Linked DNA regions of Homo sapiens: region 2 is linked to region 1. Evidence: read pairs that join two places in POLR2A ChIA-PET (ENCODE). Cell type or tissue: CD4-positive, alpha-beta T cell. All regions are shown on one strand. Links, peaks and the distances in the headings refer to the core of each region. The heading gives the core; the rest is flanking DNA.

Region 1 (5,370 bases), core at 222-5,221:
ATCCTTCACGATGGCTATTTTAGACCTTTACCCCACTCTCTAAACCTCTGATTTTCCTGTCTATTACCCACTCCCCCCAATCCCATCTACCTCTACCTCTGTTTCTACTATCCATAAATGATCTATCACACTTAAGAAAAAACAAGAAAGAGATGAGAACTACAACAATTTCCTTCTACCCAGTATATAAACCCACCCTAGCTGTGTCCTACCCAATCCTTTCTCTCTGTCACAATGAAGGAAGTATCCTGCTTAAGACTAATACTGTACTCTGTGCTCAGTATTCTAACCTTCCTGCCCTATAAGGCAGTGGTTCTGGTCCCTGGGCAGCAGCATTGGCACACTCCAGGAACTTTCTGGAAATGCAAATTCTCAGAACATACTCCAGACCTACCGAGTCAGAAACTATGGAGTTGGGGCCCGGCAATCTTTTTTATTTCCATCTCTTCAGAGCAAGAAACAAAGACCAATTTATTTTTAACAAGGCCTTCAAGTGAGTCTGATGCATGCTAAAGTTTGAGAACCACAGCTCTAAGGGATTATTCATTATTTATCCCTTTTCCTGTCTTTAATCTCCTTTTTTAGTACAATGGTTCTCTTGCCTGAAAAGCCTCCTATTTTACCAGGCCATATACAGTTGGCCCTTAAACAACACAGGCTTGAACTGCGCAGGTTCATTTATATGTGAATTTTCTCGTGCCTCTGCCGCCTGAGACAGCAAGACCAACTACTCCTCTTCCTCAGCCTACTCAACGTGAAGACAATAAGGATGCCTATAAGATGATCCACTTCCACTTAATGAATACTAAGTATATTTTCCCTTGTGATTTTCTTTTTTTTTTTTTTTTGAGACAGAGTCTTGCTGTGTCGCCCAGGCTGGAGTGCAGTGGTGCAATCTCGGCTCACTGCAACTTCCACCTCCTGGGTTCAAGCGATTCTCATGCCTCAGCCTCCCAAGTAGCTGGGATTACAGGTGTGCACCACCTCACCTCGCTAATTTTTGTATTTTTAGTAGAGGCGGGGTTTCACCATGTTGGCCAGGCTGGTCTTGAACTCCTGACCTCAATTGATACACCTGCCTCAGCCTACCCCAGTGCTGACATTACAGGCATAAGCTGCCGTGCCCAGCCCCTTATGATTTTCTTCCCTTTTTTTTTTTGAGACAGAGTCTTACTCTGTTGCCCAGGCTGGAGTGCAGTGGCGCAATCTTCGCTCACTGCAAGCTCCACCTCCCAGGTTCACGACATTCTCCTCCCTCAGCCTCCCGAGTAGCTGGGACTACAGGCGCCTGCCACCACGCCCGGCTAACTTTTTGTATTTTTAGTAGAGACAAGGTTTCACCGTGTTATCCAGAATGGTCTCGATCTCCTGACCTTGTGATCCGCCCGCCTTGGCCTCCCAAAGTGCTGGGATTACAGGCATAAGCCATCACACCCAGCCAATTTTCTTAACATTTTATCTAGTTTAAGAATACAGTATATAATGCATATGACATACATAATATGTGTTAATCGACTGTTTATCTTATTGGTAAGGCTTCCAGTCAACAGCAGGCTTTTAGTAGCTACATTCTGGGGGATTCTGAAGTTTATGCAAATTTCCAACTGCACAAAGGGTTGACATTCCTAACCCCTACACTGTTCAAGGGTCAACTGTATATTCTCGCCCTTTCCAGTCTACTCACCACATAGCCACTATCTGATTATGTCATTCCCTACTTAAAACTCCCTAATGGTTTCCCACTGATCTTCAGATAAAAACCAGTATTTTAATAAGGCCTCAAGGTTCTGCATACCTCTCAAGACTTCTCTTTCACCACCAGCTCTCTTTCTCCGTTTGCCCAGCAACACCAGTCTCTCCCAATTTCTTGAGCTCGCCATATTCTAGGGCACCTAACACACTTTGAAATTGTTATTTCCTCTGCCTGAAATACTCTTTTTCCCTGTTTCTTTTCCGAATTCCTACTTCAAATATCAGCTTAAACTTTCTTTCTTTAAAGTGGCCTAACCTGACACCTTAGTTTGTATTAGGTGCCTGTTGGATGCTTTCACGGCACTCTGTATTTACCCTCTCATTACCCACATCAAGCTTATAATTATTATAATAATTTAATTATTAGAAATGTAATATTCCTTGCCAGAGTATAAGCCTTGTTAAGGCAGAAATGATATTCATCTTATTTATTGTAATATTCCCAGTATCCAGCTTAGTATAGTACCTCGCAAGTAAATACACAATGACTATGACCGAGCCTTTACATACACTGTGGCTCTGTCCAGAATGTTTTTTTACCACCATTAACCCCACCCCAGTACAATCCTACACATCCTTCAAGAAATGTTAAACATCTCGGAGAAGTCTTACCTGCACATACACACCACTTGCCTGCTGAAGTGAATCACTTCTTGTGTTCTTACTGCATTGTGTACATAAGTATGTTAATGCAATAATTATACACCACTGTAAATACCTATCTTCATGTATCAGTCTCCACTAGATTATAAACTCCCTGAGGGAATGAACCATTCTTATTCACCTTTGTATCTCTAAGGCTTAGAAAAGTGCCTGACATTGACAGTAGGTAGCCATAAATGTTTATGGGCATATTAAATCTAGGATTGTTCTCTAATACTGCACTAAAAAGTTTTTTTCTTAATATTAAATCTGGGTTCCAATTCTAGCTATGCTGCATGATCACTGGCAAACTGTTTAACCTCTCTGGGCCTCAGTTTTCTCACCAGGTAAACAGGGCTAATAATGCCTACTTGGAAATATTGCTATGAAAATTAAACAAAATGATACAGTGCAACAATTAGTACACAGAGCGCTTGGCATGTCATAGCCCACTCTGGCTTCAACTTGATAGAGACAACTAGGACAAAACAAATACAAAAATAAGTCACAGCAATCAAGGAAGACTGAGCAGAGAGTGAGTCATTCCTTTTAATCATTTCCCCAAGGAGATCAACAATGAAGAAACATAATAAGCAGAATAAACTCTACTGGTGGTATCTCCCTTGGCATATACAGCTTGGTGAGAATTCACTCCAGAGACCTCTTGGCTAATGGCCACATCCTGCTCCACAGCCCAGCAGGTCAGATCTTAATCTGTAGTACCAAGCATGGTTAATTCTGACTGGAATAGAAACTACCTCATAAAGAATGTGTTTACAGGCGAGAGATGGAGGAGAACTTGACTGTAACCACATCAATCAACTGTTTTGCAATTTGGCAGAAAATACTGCAGAATGGTTGGTGAATACTAACAGCCATACAACTGTACTTACCTGTAGCCAAGAACCAGCTTAGACTAGATAATGAGCAGCTTTCTGCATTTACCAAAACAATGGTCAGACCTACATAGCATGAACATCTCTAGGGTCAAATTACCCTTTGTACATCTGGGCAGCACCAAAGAAGCTGACACCAAGCAGCTTTATATATACACTCCTCAGCCTATGAGCACTGCCCGCAAGCATCAGCTTCATTGCTCATATATACCAAATGTAAGAGCAGATTTAACCATTTCTCTGCTCCTTATTCATAGCATGCTTACCTCTGCAGAGCCACTGGTAGTCAGACCACCTAATTCGTTGGAGTCATTCACTTTAGAATGCTGTGTCACTATAGGTGTAACTACGTCACTGGGACTACCTCTCTTCTGAAGCTTCCTGATTAAGCTCTGCTGGTCACTGGAAGATACAGCAGGTCTGAGTGCAGCTCTGGGTGGGCTCTGCCTCCAAGATGCCCAGTTCCAACCTAGCCCCAGAAGATGTGGTACATCATCTTCAGGTAGAAAGCCCAAATCATCTGCAGTTTGGAATTTTTTTAAAAACACCAGCATGGAATTGGAGGAGTGTGTCCTAAAAGCCCGGCAGCTCTGGGGCCTGCTGCAGTCTGCCTGAATGCACATCCCTTCTAGCCACCAAAAGACATGGCAGGCAGAGTCCTGGCAGCAGGCAGCCCAACATGACTGGAGAGAGGGGGTTCCTTCAAGAAGCCAGAGGTGATTTTCTCCCCCAGATCTCAGGCCAACTCCAAATTGTGTCTTCCCCTGCTGGCACCTGCTCTCACTGGCATCTAAAAACAAAGAATGAAAACATTTTCAGATGAAATAAAAACAGAGACTACTGCTCCATAAAGAGCCCTGAGAACCAACATTTGAGGTTATTTTGAAGACGAGTTTTTAAGAGGGTGAGAAAGCCATCTAGTGAGTGGAACAAAGGAAGTGAAAGAGAGTGTTTTTTGTCTTCGGATATTTTAGGTTCTAGAAATACTGCTCCACATTCATTAATTGTTCTCCTTCTCAATGAGTTCCTGCCATGGAGACCTTTTACACAGAATGTCACTTCATAAACAGGAAAACAAAAACAAAAACAAAAACAAAAAAAGAGGTATTCTGGTGGAAGCATATGCAGGGAAGTGGCAAGTTGGGAGGAAGAGGGCAGAGTCCCAATACCTGATGACCTCCCACTCACCTCCAAGGTATTTCTCAGGGACAATGTGAGAACTGTGGGACCAGAAGAACAGGTAGCAATGTGAGAACTGTGGGACCAGAAGAACAGTTTCCCCAGCAAACTGGCAGCAACACAGACTGAGTACTCTGAACCTCATGCAGTTAATAGGCACATTCATTCTTTAACCAATCATTTGCCAAAGTCAAATGGTTTTGCATATCATAGTATCAGCCAGAGTGGTAGTCAAGATTACCAAAAATTTTAACCACGAGAGCAATTCTGCTAGAAAGAACTTCCTAATGACAAGTCATGTCATGATAAGAAATAATGGAACCTAAGTACAACAGTGACATGCTATGGGTAACCTAAATAATATGATCCAAAATTCTGGCTAATGTTGCTGATGGATAAACTTTGGACTGTTTTAATTATTTCAGGTATGGCATTGATTTTTCTGAAATAGTATCTCACCTCTGTTTTCTTAGATGAAGTCAAAACTTGTTCTAAATGGAAGTGATTATGTGAGTTCATTTTAAGGTACTGGCTCTATAGGTGTCTATTACCAGCTATTGTCAGGGTTATATAGAAACAGAACTAGGGTGAGGCAAGAGAGGTGCCTCAGGCACAAAATTTAAGGAGGTGCTCACTTTCAGAGTCATTCCAGCAAAGGGTTGGCTCACAGGACCTTCATAGTGAGTGTCTCTTTAAATTCTGTGTTCTGGGCACCTCTCTCCTTACCCTAGTCCTGGCCCTGGGCTTATAACATAAAATATATGTTAGAATTACATAGAAAAAATATGCAATAGAATCAAAACACTGAAGATATGGATAATCATGTCTGCATGTACACACAACTGAAAAGACCTCTAACGAAAGCAACTGACAATCAGCCAAAGCCAATCTGACTCCCACG
Region 2 (5,370 bases), core at 307-5,306, 72 kb after region 1:
GGGAAATGATTTTCACTTTACAGTGCCTTAGCATTTCGGTGCCTGGCGGGCACTTTCTTCCTCTTCCTTCCAGGCAGGGCCTTGGAGGCCTCTGGGGGAATTTTCTTTCTGTGGGAGTCTCTTGCGGCATTTAGACTTAGGGGAGCTTGTGTGTGAGTACTGTGTGTTAGGCTGTGTGCACCTGAGTCAGGGCCCACCTGCTCCTGGGTGTCTGTGTCCATGTGAGTTCAGGGTCCTGTGCATGTCTGAAATGTTCCCTTCATGGGTGTCTTAGTATTTCTTGGAGTGTGAGTGTGTCTGTTTCTGTGAATGTGTTTGTGAGGTGTGTCTCTGTATGTTGGTGTGCATTTCTCTGCATTTGGGGGATGTACACATTTCTCAATATGTACAGTATCTCTGTTGTGTCCTGCACTTTGTTCTTTGGTATCTGAGGATTTCCAAGCATGCGCGGGCCCTCTCTGTGTATATATAGGAGTATTTATGTGACTCCTGGCATTAGTAAAATCCAGGGACACGGGATCCACCTTTTCTGGCCTGAGGACCAAGTACTGGCCATGACAGGGGAAGGTGAGAGACGACAAAAACAGAGAGACAGCCAGAGAGGAGCAGAGAGTCAGAGGGGCCCAGGCATTGGGTAGCAGCCTCTTTACATTTGGGGCAGGTGCCCGAAAGAATTCAGAGGTGCACATGAGCCTGAGGTGCCCCAGGCAGGCACTGCTCCCACAGGGTTTGGCTTGAGTTGTTTTTCAAACGAGTGAATTCAAGCCTGGGCTCTATTTGCCCTCCACTTGTTCTCAGGGGAGGCCAAGGTGGAAGTGGTGGTAGCAGGGCTGGGGCTGGACTTCCAGGAGCTGGGGCTGAGTTACCAGGAGCTGGGGGTTGGGTGGATGACTTGGAGTGTGTAGCAGGGAAGATGAGGCAACAGGGCAGGAAGTGGGTGGGGGGAGGTGGAATTGGGGCTGTGTCCTGTGTCGCTTGGAACTGGGAGTGTGGGAAAGACACTAGGAACCTGGTTGCAGCGCAGCTCTGCTGGTGGGGCTTGGTTGGCTTACTGTACAGAGCCTTTCTTGACCCCTGAAGAAAGAGATCCGTCTGCAGTGGGCAAAAGCCTGCCTGGACTTCCTGGCCACCAGAAATATGAGCATGGTGGTGGTCCCCAGTTCCCTATTCATGCTTGGGCTCAAGAGACTGGGAGTCTAGGTTCACTGACTCCCTGAGAAAGACTAAGACCCTGCATTTTAGAAAGAGGTTTGGGGATCTCTGCCCTGCGCAAGGGTAGAAGGATCAGCTGTTCCTCTGAGCACCTTAACCCGGAACCCCGGTCCGAAGCCGAGACAGGAGACTGGATGCGAGGCCCTCCCAGAGCTGGTTTCTCTCAAACAACTTCCAAAACTCCTAGATCCTAGGGGTACGCCGAAATCCCCCAAAGCAGTCCAAAGAACACAACGAGAGTCCTAACATCCCAGGTGGCGGCGCGCTGGCTCCCTGGAGCGGGGCGGGACGCGGCCGCGCGGACTCACGTGCACAACCGCGCGGGACGGGGCCACGCGGACTCACGTGCACAACCGCGGGACCCCAGCGCCAGCGGGACCCCAGCGCCAGCGGGACCCCAGCGCCAGCGGGACCCCAGCGCCAGCGGGACCCCAGCGCCAGCGGGACCCCAGCGCCAGCGGGACCCCAGCGCCAGCGGGTCTGTGGCCCAGTGGAGCGAGTGGAGCGCTGGCGACCTGAGCGGAGACTGCGCCCTGGACGCCCCAGCCTAGACGTCAAGTTACAGCCCGCGCAGCAGCAGCAAAGGGGAAGGGGCAGGAGCCGGGCACAGTTGGATCCGGAGGTCGTGACCCAGGGGAAAGCGTGGGCGGTCGACCCAGGGCAGCTGCGGCGGCGAGGCAGGTGGGCTCCTTGCTCCCTGGAGCCGCCCCTCCCCACACCTGCCCTCGGCGCCCCCAGCAGTTTTCACCTTGGCCCTCCGCGGTCACTGCGGGATTCGGCGTTGCCGCCAGCCCAGTGGGGAGTGAATTAGCGCCCTCCTTCGTCCTCGGCCCTTCCGACGGCACGAGGAACTCCTGTCCTGCCCCACAGACCTTCGGCCTCCGCCGAGTGCGGTACTGGAGCCTGCCCCGCCAGGGCCCTGGAATCAGAGAAAGTCGCTCTTTGGCCACCTGAAGCGTCGGATCCCTACAGTGCCTCCCAGCCTGGGCGGGAGCGGCGGCTGCGTCGCTGAAGGTTGGGGTCCTTGGTGCGAAAGGGAGGCAGCTGCAGCCTCAGCCCCACCCCAGAAGCGGCCTTCGCATCGCTGCGGTGGGCGTTCTCGGGCTTCGACTTCGCCAGCGCCGCGGGGCAGAGGCACCTGGAGCTCGCAGGGCCCAGACCTGGGTTGGAAAAGCTTCGCTGACTGCAGGCAAGCGTCCGGGAGGGGCGGCCAGGCGAAGCCCCGGCGCTTTACCACACACTTCCGGGTCCCATGCCAGTTGCATCCGCGGTATTGGGCAGGAAATGGCAGGGCTGAGGCCGACCCTAGGAGTATAAGGGAGCCCTCCATTTCCTGCCCACATTTGTCACCTCCAGTTTTGCAACCTATCCCAGACACACAGAAAGCAAGCAGGACTGGTGGGGAGACGGAGCTTAACAGGAATATTTTCCAGCAGTGAGCAGGGGCTGTATGGGACGCGGGAGGAGCTCAGAGGAGGCGCGGAGAGTGCCCGAGGTTGGGTGAGTGCCTAGAGGGGAGATAGTTGAACCGGGTTCAAGAGGTGCTTAGTGGGTGTTTGTTGAATGAATGAGTGATGGGCTTTGAAGTCTGAGTGCATTGAAAGAGGGGGTGTGTAAAAAGGGCTCCTTTCATCACACAGGACACAGCATATGCAAATCCTCTCCCTGTGGAAAAGCCAGACAGGTTAAAAAGGTTACAAACAAATTAGCCGGGCATGGTGGTGCGCGTCTGTAGTCCCAGCTACTAGGGAGGCTGAGCCAGGGGAATCGCTTGAACCCGGGAGGCGGAGATTGCAGTGAGCCAAGATCGCGCCACTGCACTCCAGCCTGGAAACAGAGCGAGACTCCGTCTCGGAAAAAAAAAAAAAAAGTTACAAACCGTGTGTGGGTTTCAGGTTATACAATCAGAGCTGGAGGGGAGTGGTCAAGGATGAGAACTGAGATGGATCCCTCGTTCCCTCTGGAGGAGAGTGGGTGGTTGCCTACTTGGGGGTGGGGAATCCCTCTCCACGGGCTCAGCTGTCCAATCTCAGGGGATCTCTAGGACAGGAGCTGATGTAAACAGTCGCCCTATTCCTTGCTGTCTTTGGCCCTGGAGAAGGAGGAGGGAGCTGGGGAGGGTCTCCACTTCCCAGACAATCTCTAAGCAGCCAGGACATGGGTGAGATGAGTGAGATACTGACTTCTGGGACAGAATTTGAGAGGGTGCCAAAAAACTCAGTAATCAAGATAAATAGGCCGGGCGCAGTGGCTCACGTCTGTAATCCCAGCACTTTGGGAGGCCGGATCACTTGAGGTCAAGAGTTCGAGACCAGCCTGGCCAAGATGGTGAAACCCCATCTCTACTAAAAATACAAAAATTAGCCCAGTGTGGTGGCGCTAGCCTGTAATCCCAGCCACTCAGGAGGCTGAGGCAAGAGAATTGCTTGACCCAGGAGGCAGAGGTTGCAGTGAGCCGAGATCATGCCACTGTACTCCAGCCTGGACAACAGAGGGAGACTATCTCAAAAAAAAAAAAAAAAAAAAAAAAAAAAAAGAGGCCGGGCGGCGGTGGCTCACACCATGTGATCCCAGCACTTTGGGAGGCCGAGGCGGGTGGATCACCTGAGGTCTGGAGTTCGAGACCAGCCTGGCCAATATGGTGAAACCCCGTTTCTACTAAAAATACAAAAATTAGCTGGGTGGGGTGGCAGGCACCTGTAATCCCAGCTACTCCGGAGGCTGAGGCAGGAGAATCCCTTGAACCTGCGGGGCGGAGGTTGCAGTGAACCAAGATCACACCATTGCACTCCAGCCTGGACAACAACAGCAAAACTCTGTCTCAAAAAAAAAAAAAATCTTTTTTTTCGAGACACAGTTTTACTCTCTCGCCCAGGTTGGGGTGCAGCACCACGATCTCAGCTCACTGCAACCTCTGCCTCTCAGATTCTCGTACCTCAGCCTCCCAAGTAGCTGGGATTACAGGTACCTGTCACCACGCCCAGCTAATTTTTGTATTTTTAGTAGGGGCGTGGTTTCACCATGTTGGCCAGGCTGGTCTTGAACTCCTGACCTCAAGTGACCTGCCCGCTTCAGCCACCCAAAGTGCTGGGATTACAGGCGTGAGCCACCACGCTTGGCCTTTTTAAATGAAAATAGTGCAAAAATCCACGATAAACAAAATATCAAAAATTTACTGAACTTGCACTTCCACAACCCTTTCTCACCTGCCTCCCAGGCTACTCTCTGCCCCAGAAAGCAACTTAAAAAATGTGCAGATGGAGTTTGGACTTTACCTGAAAATGGTGGGAGCTATGGAAAACCTTGGAGCAGGGGAGTGAAGGATAGAAATTATATGTAAAAGAAACCCTGGGCCGGGCGCAGTGGCTTATGCCTGTAATCCCAGCACTTTGGGAGGCCGAGGCAGGTGGATTACCTGAGGTCAGGAGATTGAGACCAGCCTGACCAACATGGTGAAATGTCATCTCTACTAAAAATACAAAAAAAATTAGCCAGGCATGGTGGTGCACGCCTGTAGTCCCAGCTACTCCGGAGGCTGAGACAGGAAAATCGCTTGAACCCGGGAGGCGGAGGTTGCAGTGAGCCAAGATTGTGCCATTGCACTCCAGCCTGGGCAACAAGAGCAAAACTCCATCTTAAAAAAAAAGAAAGAAAGAAACCCTCTGGCAGTTGATGAGAAGGAAACTTAATCGGCAGGTCCCAGCAGGGGAGATGAGGAGACTCTAGGGAGGGCATTTGCACATGCTGTGCCCCAGTGTGGGCCAGGGAGCAGGTCACTACTCCTCCCGTCTACCTTCCTCTTGCTCCAACCCCTTCAAGCTTTGGACCAGTGGTACCCTAAGTGTAGTCCAAGGAACCACATGCATCAGGACCCCCAGGGGGTGCTTGTTAAAAATGCAAATTTTGGCCAGGTGCAGTGGCTCACACCTGTAATCCCAGCACTTTGGGAGGCCGAGGCGGGTGGATCACGAGGTCAGGAGATCGAGACCATCCTGGCAAACACGGTGAAACCCCATCTCTACTAAAAAAACAAAAACAAACCAAAAAAAACATTAGCTGGGCGTGGTGGCGGGCGCCTGTAGTCCCAGCTACTCGGGAGGCTGAGGCAGGAGAATGGCGTGAACCCGGGAGGCGGAGCTTGCAGTGAGCTGAGATTGC

Evidence for each region. ChIA-PET counts read pairs that join two places held together with the same protein. Peaks named below come from ENCODE experiments on the same cell type or tissue, not always from the same donor. Only the 100,000 strongest peaks of a DNase experiment are listed, where the experiment ranks them.
Region 2: POLR2A ChIA-PET joins it to region 1 with 10 read pairs; 3 of 35 experiments call an interaction of 5 or more read pairs at or near these places.

What each region holds. Positions count from the first base shown.
Region 1 is chr1:35,503,056-35,508,425 of GRCh38, forward strand. KIAA0319L (KIAA0319 like) reads right to left here. Exons shown (of 21, transcript NM_024874.5): 3 at 3,557-4,080. Among named protein-coding and RNA genes, the nearest start is that of KIAA0319L, 52 kb to the right of the region's middle. RefSeq lists an enhancer at 4,161-4,210. In CD4-positive, alpha-beta T cell, for the core only: no CTCF peak of the experiment used is centred there; DNase peaks (open chromatin) are centred at 3,136 and 3,626; H3K4me3 peaks cover 2,009 bases; H3K27ac peaks cover 2,780 bases.
Region 2 is chr1:35,575,362-35,580,731 of GRCh38, forward strand. All of the region lies in intron 3 of TFAP2E (transcription factor AP-2 epsilon), which reads left to right. It overlaps TFAP2E-AS1 (TFAP2E antisense RNA 1), which reads right to left and starts at 2,501. Exons shown (of 3, transcript NR_183387.1): 1 at 1,305-2,501. RefSeq lists enhancers at 1,102-1,954, 1,955-2,807, 2,060-2,149, 2,330-2,399, 2,410-2,579. In CD4-positive, alpha-beta T cell, for the core only: no CTCF peak of the experiment used is centred there; DNase peaks (open chromatin) are centred at 1,813 and 2,460; H3K4me3 peaks cover 1,851 bases.